2 separate regions of the Homo sapiens genome follow, and region 2 is linked to region 1. A link is a loop called in an ENCODE intact Hi-C map of the cell type or tissue named here. Cell type or tissue: mammary epithelial cell. All regions are shown on one strand.

The links. A loop is a pair of places that touch in the nucleus more often than their neighbours do. Peaks named below come from ENCODE experiments on the same cell type or tissue, not always from the same donor. Only the 100,000 strongest peaks of a DNase experiment are listed, where the experiment ranks them.
Region 2: a loop joins it to region 1, with 9 times the contacts of the local background. A loop is called at or near these places in 2 of 110 quality-filtered maps.

What each region holds. Positions count from the first base shown.
Region 1 is chr2:64,884,295-64,892,294 of GRCh38, forward strand. No RefSeq gene overlaps it. Among named protein-coding and RNA genes, the nearest start is that of LINC01800, 25 kb to the left of the region's middle. In mammary epithelial cell, a CTCF peak has its summit at 4,849 (motif pointing left); a DNase peak (open chromatin) is centred at 4,807; H3K27me3 peaks cover 120 bases.
Region 2 is chr2:63,694,235-63,702,234 of GRCh38, forward strand. It overlaps a transcript of WDPCP not described here. Among named protein-coding and RNA genes, the nearest start is that of MDH1, 110 kb to the left of the region's middle. In mammary epithelial cell, a CTCF peak has its summit at 4,991 (motif pointing right); DNase peaks (open chromatin) are centred at 2,537 and 4,807; H3K27ac peaks cover 1,653 bases.

The DNA.
Region 1 (8,000 bases):
TCTGCCTCCCAGGTTCAAGCAATTCTCCTGCCTCAGCCTCCCGAGTAGCTAGGATATAGGCATAAGCCACCATGCCCAGCTAATTTTATATTTTTAGTAGAGACGGGGTTTCTTCATGTTGGTCAGGCTGGTCTCGAACTTCCAACCTCAGGTCATCCACCTGTCTCAGCCTCCCAAAGCGCTGGGATTATAGGTGCGAGTCACTGCCACTGGCCCAGATATTTATTTTTCATAGCTCTGGAGGCTGAGAGCTCTAAGATCAAAGCCAGCAGATTTGGTGTCTGGTGAGGGCTCCATCTTTGCTTCCAAGATAGGTGCTCTTGTGTGTCCTCACATGGCATAAAAGTGAAAGGGGAAAAGGGACTAAGGCATTCCCTTTGATCTCTTTTTTATTGTTGTTGAGACAGGGTCTCACTCTGTTGCCCAGGTTGGAGTACAGCAACACAATCACAATTCACTACAGCCTCAACCTCCTGGGTTCAGCTGATCCTCCCACCTCAGCCTCCTGAGTAGCTGGGACTATAGGCATGTGCCGCCACTCTCAGCTAACTTTTGTTTGTTTGTTTGTTTTGTTTTGTTTTGAGACAGAGCCTCCCTTTGTTGCTCAGGCTGGAGTGCAATGGCATGATCTCCGCTCACTACAACCTCTGTCTCCTGGGTTCAAGCGATCCTCCTGTGTCAGCCTCCCGAGTAGCTAGGATTACAGGCATGTGCCACCACCCCTGGCTAATTTTTGTATTATTAGTGGAGACAGGGTTTCACCCTGTTGGCCAGGCTGGTCTCGAACTCCTGACGTCCAGTGATCCACCTGCCTTAGCCTCCCAAAGTGCTGGGATTACAGGCATGAGCCACCGTGCCCGGCTGTCACCTAACTTTTTGTAATTTTTGTAGAGACAGGGTTTCACCATGTTGCCCAGACTGGCCTCAAACTCCTGGGCTCAAGCAATCTGCCTGCTTCGGCCTCCCAAAATGCTGGGATTACAGGTGTGAGCCACCAGGCCTGGCCTTGACCTCTTTTATAAGAACAATAGTCTCCCTTATTGGGATGGAGTGCTTATAACTTCATCACTTCCTCAAAGGTACCACTTCTTAATACACTGGGTATTCACTTTCAACATATTCAGTTTCAACATATGAATTTTGGAGGGACACACACATTCAGATCATAGCAAGTATTCAGTCCTCATTCCCACCTACCCAGCCTTTGGCAACCACTAATCTTCTTCCTATCTCTACAGAATTGCCAATTCTGGACATCTCATATACATAGAACCATACAATACCTGGTCTTTTGTGTCTGGCTTCACTTACAATGTTTTCAAGATTCATCCCTGGTATAGCATGCATCAGTACTTCATTCATTTTTATGGCTATTCTGCAGTGATTAGGTCTATGCAAACCTGCCTCCAAAGGCCAAGGGAGTTGAGAGGCCAGAGAAAGAGGCTGGCAATCCAGCTTCTCAGAAGTAAACATTTAATAGGGATATAGGAATGGAAGCCATGTTCCTGGTGGTACGAGACAGTGAATCCCCACACCATTACCCCCCAGGCCCAGGGCTTATATACCATAGGGAAAAGATATCCATGCCTCAAAAGGAATTTGCCTAAGAGCAGGATTTACAGTAAGTAGTAAAGTAGAAATCTTAGAGGCATTCCCCAAATGGGTTTATCAGAAGTCAAAATGGCAGATTAGCATCCAAGATGGAGTTAGTTGCTTTAGCCTCTGCAATAGAGAAAAGATAGATTGTTGCCTGGAAACACATTTGGTTTATTCATTCATCTGTTGATTCCACATTTTAGCTACCTATTATATGACTATAAACATTCATTGCAAGAGTTTGTGTGAACGTAGGTTTTTTATTCTCTCAGGTACCTAGGGGTAGAATTGCTGGGCTCATAACTCGATGTTTAACCATTTGAGGAGCTGCCAAGCTGTTTTCCACACAGCTGCACCATTTCCCATTCCCAAAAGCAATGTATGAGGGCTCCAATCTCTCTATATCCCTACCCGCAGTTGACAATGTCCTTTTTCTTTTTTTTTTTTTTTTTAATTATAGCCATCCTAAGGGTATGAATCGCATTGTGGTGAAGTAGTAAGTAGTATTGCATTGTGGTGAAATCTGTCTTGTAACTAGGAAAATAGGCATTCTTTTGCCTTTGCTGTTTGTGATAAACCATGGAGGTTCTCTATGTTAGGCCAGCATAAGACAGTTTGTGGTTCTGCTTCTTCTGTTCTCACCACTGGGCCCTGGCCTGGAGACCTCCTCCTCACCGAGGACACTGTCAGAGGGACTCAGGTGGATTGGGTTCAATCCTGGTTCTGCCAATTGTTAGCGAGGATGAACTTATTAAAGGGCAAGTTATTAAAGTTTCCTAAGCCTCATCTCTAAAATGGGAATAATTTAAGTGACTGCTAATTTATTTCAAGGACTCTAAGATATACCCTTTTCACATCTTAACATCTCTGAAATAGAGATGTGTTTTAAGGTGTTTGTGGGGCTGGCAGGAGTTGTGAATGTAGTCATTCTCACCTGGACATACACATTAGAACTCGCAGATGGGATGTCAGCTGCCAGATAGAGAACCCCAGAGACAAGAGTGGAGCCTCTTTGAGGCAATGCCACCGTACCAACACTCTTGCCACAAAGGACAGCACTGTGGGTAAAACTCGGATCTCAAGGACTGGGCCATGGTGATCCCAAGAGTGGGCCCTAGATCAGAGGAAGTTTGGGGAGTATCTTCACCTGTTCATTTCACTTGTATTTTCCCTATTATCTATGCACAAGAGTGGTATGCAGTAACCATCTCTGTTGAAGGAAATCTAAAAGAGCTCTTTCAGAACTGTAAAATAAAAATTCTAAGGGCTAAGAAATACTTTGTGTCAATTAATTGACTTTATTTTCCTTTTTTAACAGTATATAAAATAATGATGTGTGTGACAATCAGTGATGAAATAAAGGTACCTACTTCCCACATTGGAAGGCTATTGAGAGGCCTTGGCAGGGGGCGGATAGTGTGCGTGGAACACTGAACACAGGGCCTGGCAGAGAGTAGTCCTGTTATAAATGTTGCTGGTTAAGAAGATTATTCACAATAACGTGCCTATTTGTAATATTATTGTAGCAGGACGAACCACTGACAAAACCCCTCAGACACTGGGTGAAGGAAGGATTTGGCTTTATTTGGCCGGGAGCCTCGGCAGACTCACGTCTCAACAGCCGGGAGCTTCGGCAGACTCATGTCTCAAGAACCGAGCTCGCCAAAGCCAGAGTTCCTGGCCCTTTTAAGGGCTTACAACTCTAAGGGGTTCCACATGAAACGGTTGTGATAGATTAAGAGCAGATGTGGTTAGAGTGGGGGGTTAACCTTTTAACCTCAGGCCTGGTCATCAGTGGCACTGGCTGGCCTTGCCACTGACTTCATTCCTGTTGTTTTTCAACTTTTTACTTCCTCCTTCTCTTCAGAGACAGGAGACAGTAAGAGAAATGGCCTCGCTCCTCATTTCCCCCTTTGAGAACCTCATTCACTAGTGAGAGTTCTCACTGTCATGTTCACAACCCAGGTCTTCCTGCCAGTCCAGTTCCATCGATTCCTAGAGTTACATACTCTCCTGTTTTCCAACGGAGATCAAGTAGTTCTAACGGGTTATAGCACACATCAGGTTGGTCACTTCCTGGGATGCATTCCTTGTACTGGGTGGCATTATACACACAAGTCCCTTTTAGAGTCCAGTACATTCATAATAACTATAAAACAGAAAGACTGTTTTAACTTTTTGCCCTACTCAGTAACTTGAACAGTCCTCAGTCTGAGGAAGGTCAGTTGAAGTCCTTACTGCACAAGTCCGAAATTTAAGGAAAATGAGTCCCACGATGAGTTTCCTCATGCTTTGGCCATGCGTGGACCCGTCAGCTTCCGGGTGTGATTGGGGCAGGGCTTGTCATCTTCTTCAAAGTCACCTTGCATGGGTTGTCTGGGCTTGGTTTCCCCTCCCAGGTCTCAGGTGCTGCGGGCTTTATGTGACTGTGGTGGATCCAGGCTGGGATTTCCTCTACTTTTATGGCTGTGGGGGTGGTCAAGACAACGGTCTGGGGTCCTTTCCACTGTGGCCGCAACGGGGCTATGTTCCAATCCTTGATCCACACCCAATCACCTTTGCTGTCTTCTGTACCGAGTCAGCCACAAATGCCAGCCCGTTGTCCAAGCTGATTCGTAAGGGCAGCCCAAACTTAGGGATGAGATCTCAGAGAAGCACACGGGTTACTTCACGAGCTTTCTCAGTCCGTGTTGGATAGGCCTCTACCCACCCAGAGTATGTACACACTAGAACTAGCAATTTCTTGTTACCTCCACATTTGGGCATCTCAGTAAAGTCTACTTGGAAATCTTCAAAGGGAGCTGCTCCAGAAGCTCGTATGCCGGGTGGGATGGTTGGACCTTGCTCAGCACTGCGCTGCCGGCAGGCAACACACTGCTGCACCACTATTTCTGGCAAGGGCTGACAGATGCGAGATGTAGAAGTACTGGCCCAACAACTTTTCAAGTGATCTTGACCTAGGTGGGTGGTCTCCTGCACAGCCAGTACGACTGCGGCTCCTCGCAGTTATGGCATGGCTATTCTTCCATCCAACAACTGGATCCATCCCTCTTCTATCACCTGCCCTCCCTCTGCCTGGAGAAGGTCCTTCTCTTCTTTAGATTAAGTAAGTACAAGGTCAGGTACCTGAGGGAGCAGGGGGACTGTGACTGATGCCCGGTAGGGGGTGGATGCTGATTTTCGAGCCTCTGAGTCAGCTCAGGAGTTGCCCAATGCAATCAAGGTGGAAGTTCACTGGTGTTCTTTGCAGTGCATGACTGCCACCTTTTGGAGCTTCCATACTGCCTCAATAACTGCAGGATCTCTTGCTGATATATGTCTTTTCCCCCAGAGTTCAACAGGACTTTTCCTTTATATAAAGCCCCATGCACTTGGAGGGTTAAGAAGGCATACCGAGAGCCAGTATAAATATTTACAGTCTTACCTTCACTTAGCTCTAAGGCCCAAATTAAAGCAATGAGTTCGGCCTTCTGGGCTGAAGTACCCTGGGGCAATGATTTGGCTTCAATGACAGCGTCCAGGGTTACCACTGCATATCACGCACACCTCTCTCCTTGTGGGTTGACAAAGCTGCTCCTGTCCACATACAGCTCCCAGTCTACTGATGCCCAAGTATGGTCTTGGAGGTCCAGCCTGCTAGAATAAACTGTGTCCAATACCTCTACACAGTTCTGTTCAACTGGGCTCTCTGGTACCGGGAGTAAGGTGGCGGGGTTCAAGGTGTTGCAAACTTCAATAGTTATGCAGGGCTTTTCACAGAGTAAGTTTTGGTACCTAGTTAGTCTAGCATTCATGAGCCAATGATGCCCTTTGGTATTCATTAAAGTCACCACAGCATGGGAGGCCTTTATGTTCAGGTTTTGCCCAAGAGTTAGTTTATCCACTTCTTGTGCTAGCAGGGCAGTTGCTGCCAAGGCCCTCAAACACGGGGGCCAATCTTTAAAAACTCCATCTAGTTGTTTGGAGAGGTAGGCTACCAGTCTTGGCCAGGGCCCCACCGTCTGGGTTAAAATTCCAACTGCCATTTTTTCTCTCTCTGACACATATAGTGTAAATGGCTTTGTCAGGTCAGGCAGCCCCAGGGCTGGGGCTGAAATGAGTTTCTCTTTTAACTCATGAAAAGCTCGTTGCTGTTGGGACTCCCATTCAAAAGACTCTTTGTTATCCCCCTTTGTGACTTCATACAGAGGCTTGGCCAGTACTGCAAAGTTTGGGATCCATAACCTGCAGAACCCCACAGCTCCTAAGAATTCTCTCAACTGCTTTCTGGTCTCAGGCTCCGGTAGGTTGCAAATGACCTGCTTTCTTTTTGATCCCAGGCTGCACTCTCCCTGTCGGATAGTAAATCCCAAGTAACATACCTGCTGTTGGCAGATCTGAGCTTTCTTCTTGGACACCTTATACCCACAGTCCTCCAGGTGCTGGAGCACGGTATCCATTCCCTTGGTGCGCCCGACTGCTGTGGGGTGTCCCAGCAGGAGGTCATCAATGTACTGGAGCAACACGCAACCTAGGTCTCTAGCGGGGAACTTTTGGAAGTCTCGAGCCAATGCCTCCCTGAAGATGGTGGGGGAGTTCTTGAACCCTTGGGGAAGCTGGGTTCAAGTGTACTGAGTGGTGACACCTGACCACAGATCCTCCCACTGAAAGGCAAACAGTTTCTGGCGCTCAGGGTCTAGTCTCATGCTAAAGAAAGTGTCCTTCAGGTCCAGGCAGGTGAACCAGCTGTCCTCAGCTGGCAGTAACCCCAACAATGTGTATGGGTTAGGTACCATTGGGTGCAAAGTCACTGTAGCTTGACTGACCAAGCACAAGTCCTGCACTGGCCTGTAGTCCTTGGTCCCTGACTTGGGAACAGGCAGGAGGGGAGTGTTCCATGGAGACTGACAAGGAACTATAATTCCAAAGGCCCTCAGGCACTTGAGATGGACCTGGATACCTTCAAGAACTTCTCTGGGGACCGGGTACTGATTTTGCCTGACTGGCTGGGCCCCAGGCTTAAATTCTATGAGTATGGGGGCCTGGTTGATTGCCAACCCTGGAGGGTTGTCTTCTGCCCACATCCTTGGCCACCGCTTAGCCAGAGCTATTCCTATCCCTTGGCCTGGCTCAGTTAATAATAAGAGTTTCCATGAGGTTCCAAGATGGCCCAATAGGAACAGCTCCAGTCTATAGCTCCCAGCATGAGGGACAGAGAAGACAGGTGATTTCTGCATTTCTAACTGAGGTACCAGGTTCATCTCACTGGAGTTTGTCAGACAGTGGGTGCAGGACAGTGGGCACAGCCCACGGAGCGTGAGCCAAAGCAGGGCGAGGCATCGCCTCACCCAGGAAGCACAAGAGGTCAGGGAATTCCCTTTCCTAGCCAAGGGAAGCTGTGACAGACGGCACCTGGAAAATCGGTCACTCCTACCCTAATACTGTGCTTTTCCAATGGTCTTAGCAAACGGCACACCAGGAGATTATATCCTGCACCTGGCTCAGAGGGTCCCACGCCCATGGACCCTCACTCATTGCTAGCACAGCAGTCTGAGATCGAACTGCAAGGCAGCAGCGAGGCTGGGAGAGGGGCGCCCACCATTGCTGAGGCTTGAGTAGGTAAACAAAGCAGCCAGGAAGCTTGAACTGGGTGGATCCCACTGCAGCTCAAGGAGGCCTGTCTGCCTCTGTAGACCCCACCTCTGGGGGCAGGGCATAGCTGAACAAAAGGCAGCAGAAATTTCTGCAGCCTTAAACGTCCTTGTCTGACAGCTTTGAAGAGAGTAGTCTTCAAAGACTCCCAGCACGGACTCTGAGATGTGAGAACGGACAGACTGCCGCCTTGAGTGGGTCCCTGACTCCTGAGTAGCCTAACTGGGAGACACCTCCCAGTAGGGGCCAACTGACACCTCATATGGCCGGGTGTCCCTCTGAGATGAAGCTTCCAGAGGAACAGTCAGACAGCAACATTTGCTGTTCTGCAATATTTGCTGTTCTACAGCCTCCGCTGGTGATACCCAGGCAAACAGGGTCTGGAGTGGACCTCCAGCAAACTTCAACAGACCTGCAGCTGAGGGTCCTGACTGTTAGAAGGAAAACTAACAAACAGAAAGGACATCCACACCAAAACCCCATCTGTACATCACCATCAAAGACCAAAGGTAGATAAAACCACAAAGATGGGGAGAAACCAGAGCAGAATAGCTGAAAATTCTAAAAACCAGAGCACCTCTCCTCCTCCAAAGGAACACATCTCCTCACCAGCAACAGAACAAAGCTGGATGGAGAAGGACTTTGACGAGTTGACAGAAGGCTTCAGAGTATTGGTAATAAACTTCTCTGAGCTAGAGGAGGATGTCGGAACCCATCACAAAGAAGCTAAAAACCTTGAAAAAAGATTAGATGAATGGCTAACTAGAATAAAC
Region 2 (8,000 bases), 1.2 Mb before region 1:
AGTGATTCAATCAAAAATATACTTTTTAGTTGACAATATTGCAGGAAACTACTAACTTGAAAAGACTAGGATAGTTAGCCTTTAGATGGTTAGGATTTCAAAGGCGGGTTGTTGAGAGGTACCTTATAATCTTTCTTTGATGTTGATGCAACTTCCCTCTTTTCCCCTTCTTTCTCTCCTCAAGTATTGTAGGACATGTATTTATTGTTTAAATGAAAAAAATGATAAAAATAATTATTGAGTATTTTACTCTGAATAAAGTGGATGACACTCTTGGTGACAAAGTCACAATTTAGGAGCCTTTTCAAGCAGGAAATAATTTTATTTTATTACCATTCATCAATATATACTGAAAATGTATCAAAGCACAAAATCTTGGGGACTCAATTCCATGTACTGATAAAGCATAGTTGTACCAAATAATTTGTACCAGAATTTCTTCATCTTTAAGAGTAGGAAGCATAAAAAAGGAAATGAAATGGAATTCTGACTTTGGTTCATATTTGTTTAAAAAACAATTGAAATGTAGCAGGTATGTATAAGTTAACATTGTTGGAGAGGAAAATGTGGCCTTTTTGAGATCAACAACAAATAGATTTTTCACATTTAGCCTATGAAACCTAAAGATAAGAAAAGGCAGGAAAAACACTGATTAGACTGAGAAGGGTTCAACTTCTGTCTGGTCAAAGTTTGCAGGCCAAGTTCTAAAAGAGAGTGAAATAGGGAGGAAATAGTTCAGTCAAAAATAAGAAACAAAAACACAGACAAATACAGGAACAATATTTTCAGAAACATTGACCAACAGAGTTGTGAATTCAAACTTACTAAATGAAAGTGTGAAGTATTTGGCATTATCTTATTTCTCTTACTTGTCTTATTTCCCTTATTTTCATTGATATGAATGTGGGAATGAGAAACCAAGGAACAACAGAAGAGAAATATGAAATGAATGAGGAATAGATAAAACAAAAAATTAAAACATTTATTTTCTCATTTCTTTGTCTCCTATGCTTTATTTACAGATTTTAGTATTTCCTTCCAAGACTACATATGCTTCATATATATAATTCAATAGATATCCTTTTTTTACTTTGTTATATTGATGAAGAGACTTATTTAGAAGATTTAAGATTAGAGTTGCTAGATCAAATCCTGCCATGCAGGACAACCAGTTAAATTTGAATTTCAGGTAAGCAATGAATACTTTTTTTAGCATAAATATGTCCCATATATTGCATGGGACACAGTTAAACTAAAAATTATTCATTGTTTACCTGAAATTCAAATTTAACTGTCTGTCTTGTATTTTTATTTGCTAAATCTGGTAGCCCTACTAGGAAAGAACCACTAGTCTTAAGAGAGGTGGATCTCCTTGGGCTCTTTTGGTTTATCAATATCTCCTACTTAAATTTTTTTAATAGATAAAAGTATACTTATCATGAGTGTATAGTTCATTGAACTTTCACAAATTGAACACACCCATGTAACCAGCACCCAGGTCAAAACCCAAAATGTTATCCACCCCCTAGAAGCCTCCCTTGTACCCTCTTCCAGCAACATGGTTTCCCAGAGCTTGACCTTTCCACTAAGGGTAATCATTATCCTGACTTCTAAAAGTATAAACTAGTTTTGCTTATTTCACAACTATTTTTATCTAGTGTCAGTGGCCTCATCCTTGTATTCTAAAAGAATATCCACTCACTTGATAGAAACAAAGACCCCCTGGCACCAGGTTAACTGACCATTTGATTTGGAGATGGTTGAGGTTGGGGGACAGCTCTTCCATCTCCATGTATTAAGGGAATTCTCTAGGAAGTGGTATTTATCTAGAACCCCACAGTGGGTAGCAGGTGGGTAGAACCTTCCGGTGGACCTAAGAGATAATAAAGGCAGAAATCTAGAAGTTGTGGGTCTTCCAGAATGTGGTCAGGTTATAAATTTTGGCTAGGAGGGGCTGAGAACCAAGCAGGTGGTTTGGTTGATGACACCTGAGAGACTGTAAGAACTAGGCATTTGACACACTCCCGCATGCACATCTTCATGGAAGTGATCCGATCCGTTGCTAATACCCCAGCAAGTTTCTTCTTGGCAGTGTTGGTCTGCAATGGCACAGCTTTGTTGTATAAAGTTGTTCCATGAAGCCATGAAATTTTTCTGTCATTCCCTCAGTTTGTAGACAGATAACTACGCCCGTTCTACAAGAATGCATCATTATCATTACCATAACTAAGGACAGAAACCAGAAGGGGTCCCTTCCCCTTCTCTCCAGTAGTATTGAGGGGGAAGACCACAGGAATAGAGCTCCAAGAGAAGGCAGAGCAGGACCTTCACCTCCACCAGCCTGGAAAATGAGGCTCCAGGGACCCACTACAGTTCACTGAGTACACACCAATGCTTCCTTGGAGCAGAGCCCACGTGGCTGAGACACCCATGGTAGCAATTGGGTAATTGGGTAAAGAGTCAGAGTATATGACCTGGGTGGTTAAGAATCCTTTTCTGACCAGAATCTTAGGTTAGGAATCCAGGTGATTCAGTTTGGCAAGGACCACCAAATATTTAACTGGCTGATGCCAGAAAGTCTGAATGGTTTCTCAGTAGCAGCCTTCCAGGCAAAAGTGAGATATCAAAATATTTGCCTCTCCACCAAGCTCAAAACAAAGAAGGTAAAACATAGTTCTTCCATCCCCATCACTGCATTCCTCCCCTACCTGGTACATAGTCTGTCCTGTTACAGAAGAGGGTATTTGTTGCAGTATTATTTATAATACCAAAAAAGCAGAACACTCTATTCAAGAATGGGACTTTGACTAAATAAATTACGCCACAACCAAACAATGTAATCCTATTCAGTCTTAAAATGATGTTGTAGAAGAAAATGTAGTAGTAGTTATAGTAGCTGTAGTAGTAGTAGTAGTTATAGTAGTTGTAGTAGTGTGGGCCCCATAAAGCCCACACTACCTGCCAGCATTGTTCTAAGTACTTGGCAAATGTTGACTCACTTAAATATTTACAACATTTTGTGAAGTAGGAGCCATTATTATCCCCATTTTACAGATGAGGAATTTGCAGAAATTATTTCAGTTAAAGGACACGCCCAAGGGTCACACGGTAAGTGATGAGCCAAGATTCAAATTCAGATAGATCCAGAGTCCACTCTATGAACTGTTGCATAATGACAAATGAAATGTTAATCATTTATAATTATAGGAAAAAGCAGGCTAAAAAACAGTTTGAAAAGTGTGATTCCAATTCCGTATCAAGCACTAAAAAATCGTATGATCATACACACAAAGAAAATTTGTTGTGTTGCCTGCCATGGTGTTAATAGTATTACCTCTGAGAAGTTGCATTTAAGTGATTCTTATTTCCTTTTTAATAATTTTCTATAATGTCTATATTTTCTATAATAAATCTTTATGATTTCTTCTTTTGAAACAGAGTCTCACTCTGTCACCCAGGCTGGAGTGCAGTGGCGTGATCTTGGCTCACTGCACCCTAGACTTCCTGGGCTGAGGTGATTCTCCCACCTCAGCCTCTGGAGTAGCTGGGACTACAGGGGTGTACCACCATGCCAGGCTAATTTTTGTATTTCTTGTAGAGATGGGGTTTTGCCATGTTGCCCAGGCTGGTCTTGAACTCCTGAGTTCAAAAGTGATCCTCCTACCTTGGCCTCCCAAAGTGCTGGGACTACAGGTATGAGTCACCATGCCCAGCCTATGACTTTTTTTTTTTAAGATAGAGTCTCGCTCTGTCGCCTGTTGCCCAGGCTGGAGTGCAGTGGCGTGATCTCGGCTCACTGCAACCTCCACTTCCTGGGTTCAAGTGATTCTCGTGCCTCAGCCTCCTGAGTAGCTGGGATTATGGATGTGCAGCACCATGCCTGGCTAATTTTTGTATTTTTATTAGAGACGGGGTTTCACCATGTTGGCCAGGCTGGTCTCAAACTCCTGACCTCAGGTGATCTGCCACCTTGGCCTCCCAAAGTGCTCGACTTTTTTAATGAGGAAAAAATTCTAAGACAAAATGATTTCTTGAGGTGAAATCAGCTCAACAATTGTGACCTTTATGCAAGGTCTTCTGGTATGAAGACATGGAGAGAAGTCACATCCTATGGAAAGCTTTCAAAGGACATTCCCAGATCACATCATGCCAACTGATTTGCCTCAGAGGAAAATGAACTTCAAACTCATTAATGCGTAAACTCAGTGCCTGGGAGGCAAGCTATGTTGAGCACCAAGCAGATGTTAGAATGTTGAAGCTGGCAGGGACCTGGAGCCTCTAGAATCTAATCCCTCTGTTGGCACAGACTGAGGCTGGAGGGGATGCCTATGGAAAGTCAAGTCAGGTAACAGGGAGGCACTTACAGAAAATGGCATTTGCCCTAGGAAGCAGAAGTAAGCAGGAAATTTCACAAGTCATTTAAAATTTAGTCACAGAATTTCCTGGCTAGCAAGAGAACACCTGAGATGACTTTTATCTTCTCGTGGCCACAGAAGTTTACTCAGAAAAAGAGGGAGGGGGGAATAAAGCTTTGTGAATGTATTGCAGTAAAGATTTATGCTTGGGAGAGTTCAAAATTAGCTGTGATGGAGAAGAATCCTGTTGCAGACAATGACATGGACATGTAGCCATCTTTTCCCAGACTACACCCTCTGACAGGATGCAGTTATACTCAGTATCTCCCTGGAAAATGACCCAGAGTTCCTGGACTTCCAGCCCAGTCTGGATTTCCTGAGGGAAGCTATTACTTAGTCAGGCCCCACCCTTCCAAGACATCACAGTGACTCATCTGAGCAAACTGGAGAGGGCTGGCAATCTCCAAGCAACACGGTTTCCCAGAGCTTGACCCTTCCAACAGCTACTCCCACAAACAGGGCCAATTAGCGAGTCCTGCTGATGAAGGAACACTCTCAGCAGCTCCCCTTCCCAGCTGGTTAGCAGCCACTGTCTTTCACCCATCCATGGTTGTAGGTCTCTCTCTGGCTCACTGATAATGTACTACCTCTAGAGGGCAGTTCAAAGCAGGATTCTCACTGAGTTCTGTAATGGTAGTACTTCACAGATTGTAATGAAATTATTCAAAATGTCCTCGTGAAAGAAACCCATGTTCTTTCATATAATGTCACAATTTTAGCTGTCCACTCAAGCAATTTGCAGGACCGAATCTGGATGCAAGTATTTAACTAAAAAGAACTATGTGATAACAGATGCTAGACTTACAAAGAAGGAACTGAGAGGATTCAGAGGGACGGTTGTTCCCACTAAGGTGGTGTATAAAGCAGTTTTTGAGGCGCTGGCCTTTGAGCTGGGCCTTATTAAAGATGAGCTGATTTTGACAGGGAGATATGTTAAGGGAGGCAGAGGAAGAGGGATACCCAGACAGAGGGAGAAGTCTAAAAAAAAGTTTGGAGCTATAAAAGAATGAGTCATGGCATAACAAAGCGAGAAGTCTCGTTTTCTAACATAGAGGTATCCCATAGCCAGGGCAAACTGGGAAAAGAAATATTGAATCTAAGACACCATGATTGCCATCGATTGTAACATGCACTCTGATTTCAGAGGTGTTTCAAAGGTCTTTTAAAAAAATGTGTCTTAGAATTGACAAAACACAGTTAACTGGGATAGTATTATACAAGGTCTCAAAAACCAGCTAAGAGGGTAGATGGTGAGAAATGAGGAGCTTCTGAAGGCTTTTGAGCAGGGGTGTGAGGTTATGTTTTATGAAGATTGCTCATTGCTGTGGGTAAGGCCAAGGTAGAATATGCTTTGGGCTGGGCCTGGTGGCTCACGCTTGTAATCCTAGCATGGTGAGAGGCTGAGGCAGATGGATGTGTTGAGCCCAGGAGTTTGACACCCGCCTGGGCAACCTGACCAAACCTCATACAAAAAATGCAAAAATTAGCCAGGCATGGTGGTGCACACCTGTAGTCCCAGCTACTTGAGAGGCTGAAGTGGGAGGATCACCTGAGCCTGGGGAGGTCAAGGCTGCAGTGAGCCACGATCGTGCCACTGTACTGCAGCCTGGGTGACAGAGTGAGACCCTGTCTCAAAAAAAAAAAAAAAAAAAAACAAAAAGAAAAAAAGAAAAAAATGCTGTGCTAGAGCTACTTAATTAGTACAGGCTCCAGGGAACTAGAGAAGTGGTAGTGGGAATGGAAAAGGTCAGATACAAGACTTTTCCAAGGAAAAATCAAGTGAGTCAACTGCACAGACATGGTGAGTGAGAGAGGAGTCAAAAATCAATTACAGATGGATAACGAAGACAAATGTGGTATGCCTGTCATTGTAATTTATGTTCCCTACTCATTATGCTTTCGTGCTGAACATTTTTTCCTTTACTGATTTTTTTCTAAATGGTAAAATTTTGTTATTCTTTTTCTCTCGCATACAGTGTTTAAAAGTTTTGATACCCAGCATGGTACTCACATAAAAACAGACACACAAACCAAAGGAACAGAATAGAGAACCCTGACATAAATCCATGTATTTACAGCCAACTCATTTCAACGCAGACACCAAGCACATACAATGGGGAAAGAACAGGCTCTTCAATAAAAGGCACTGAAAAAACTGGATAACCATACGCAGAAGATTGAAACTAGACCTCTATCTCTCACTATATGCAAAAATCAAATAAAATGGATTGATGACTTAAATTTAAGACTTGAAACTATGAAACTACTAGAAGAAAACATTGGGGAAATACTCCAGGACATTGGTCTTGGCAAAGAATTTTTGGTGTAAGACTTCAAAATCACAGGCAACCAAAACAAAAGACAAATGAGATTACATCAACCTTCTGCACAGCAAAGGAGGCAACAAGGTAGAGACAATCCACAGAATAGAAGAAAATATTTGCAAACTGCTCATCTGACAAAGGATTAATAACCAGGATATATAAGGAGCTCAAACAACTCAATAGCAAAACAACAAATAATACAATTTAAAAATGGGCAAAAGATCTGAATAGACATTTTTCAAAAGAAGACATATAAATGACCAATAAGAATATAAAAAAAAATGCTCAACATTGCTAGTCATCAGAGAAATGCAAATCAAAATCACAAAGAGATCTCTCACCCCAATTAAAACTGGCTTTTGTCAAAAAGGCAATAACAGATGCTGACAAGGATGTGAAGAAAGGAGAACCTTCATACACCGTTGGTGGGAATGTAAATTAGTACAACCACTATGGAAAACTGTATAGAAGTTCCTCAAAAAACTAAAAATAGAGCTATCATATGTTCAGCAATTTTTCTAGTTATATATAGCCAAAAGAAATGAAATCAGCATATCAAAGACACTTCTGTACTTCCAAGTTTATTGCAGCACTATTCATAATAGCCAAAATATGGAACCAACCTAAGTGCCCATTAATGGATGAATGGATAAAGAAAATGTGTTATATATATACAACAGGACATTATTCAGCCATAAGAAAGAATGAAATCCTGTCACATGCAGCAACATGGATGGAACTGGAGGTCATTATATTAAGTGAAACAAGCCAAGCACAGAAAGACAAATATCACATGTTCTCACTCATATGTAGGAGCTTAAAAAGTGACTATCATGAAATAGAGAACAGATTGGTGGTTACCACAGGCACCAGAAAGGGTGGGGTGAGGGGGATGAAGAGAGGTTGACTAATGGGTACAAATATACAGTTCGATAGAAGAAATAAAACCTAGTGTTTCATAGATAAATAGGATGATCATAGTTTACAATATCTATTGTATATTTCAAAATAATTAGACGAGAATAATTCAATTGTTCCTAGCATAAAGAAAAGACGATTTTTTTTTCTTGAGATGGAGTTTCGCTCTTGTTGCCCAGGCTGGAGTGCAATGGCACGATCTCTGCTCCCTGCAACCTCCGCCTCCTAGGTTCAAGCGATTCTCCTGCCTCAGCCTCCCGAGTAGCTGGGATTATAGACGCATGCCACCACACCCGGCTAATTTTTGTATTTTTGGTAGAGATGGGGTTTCACCATGTTGGCC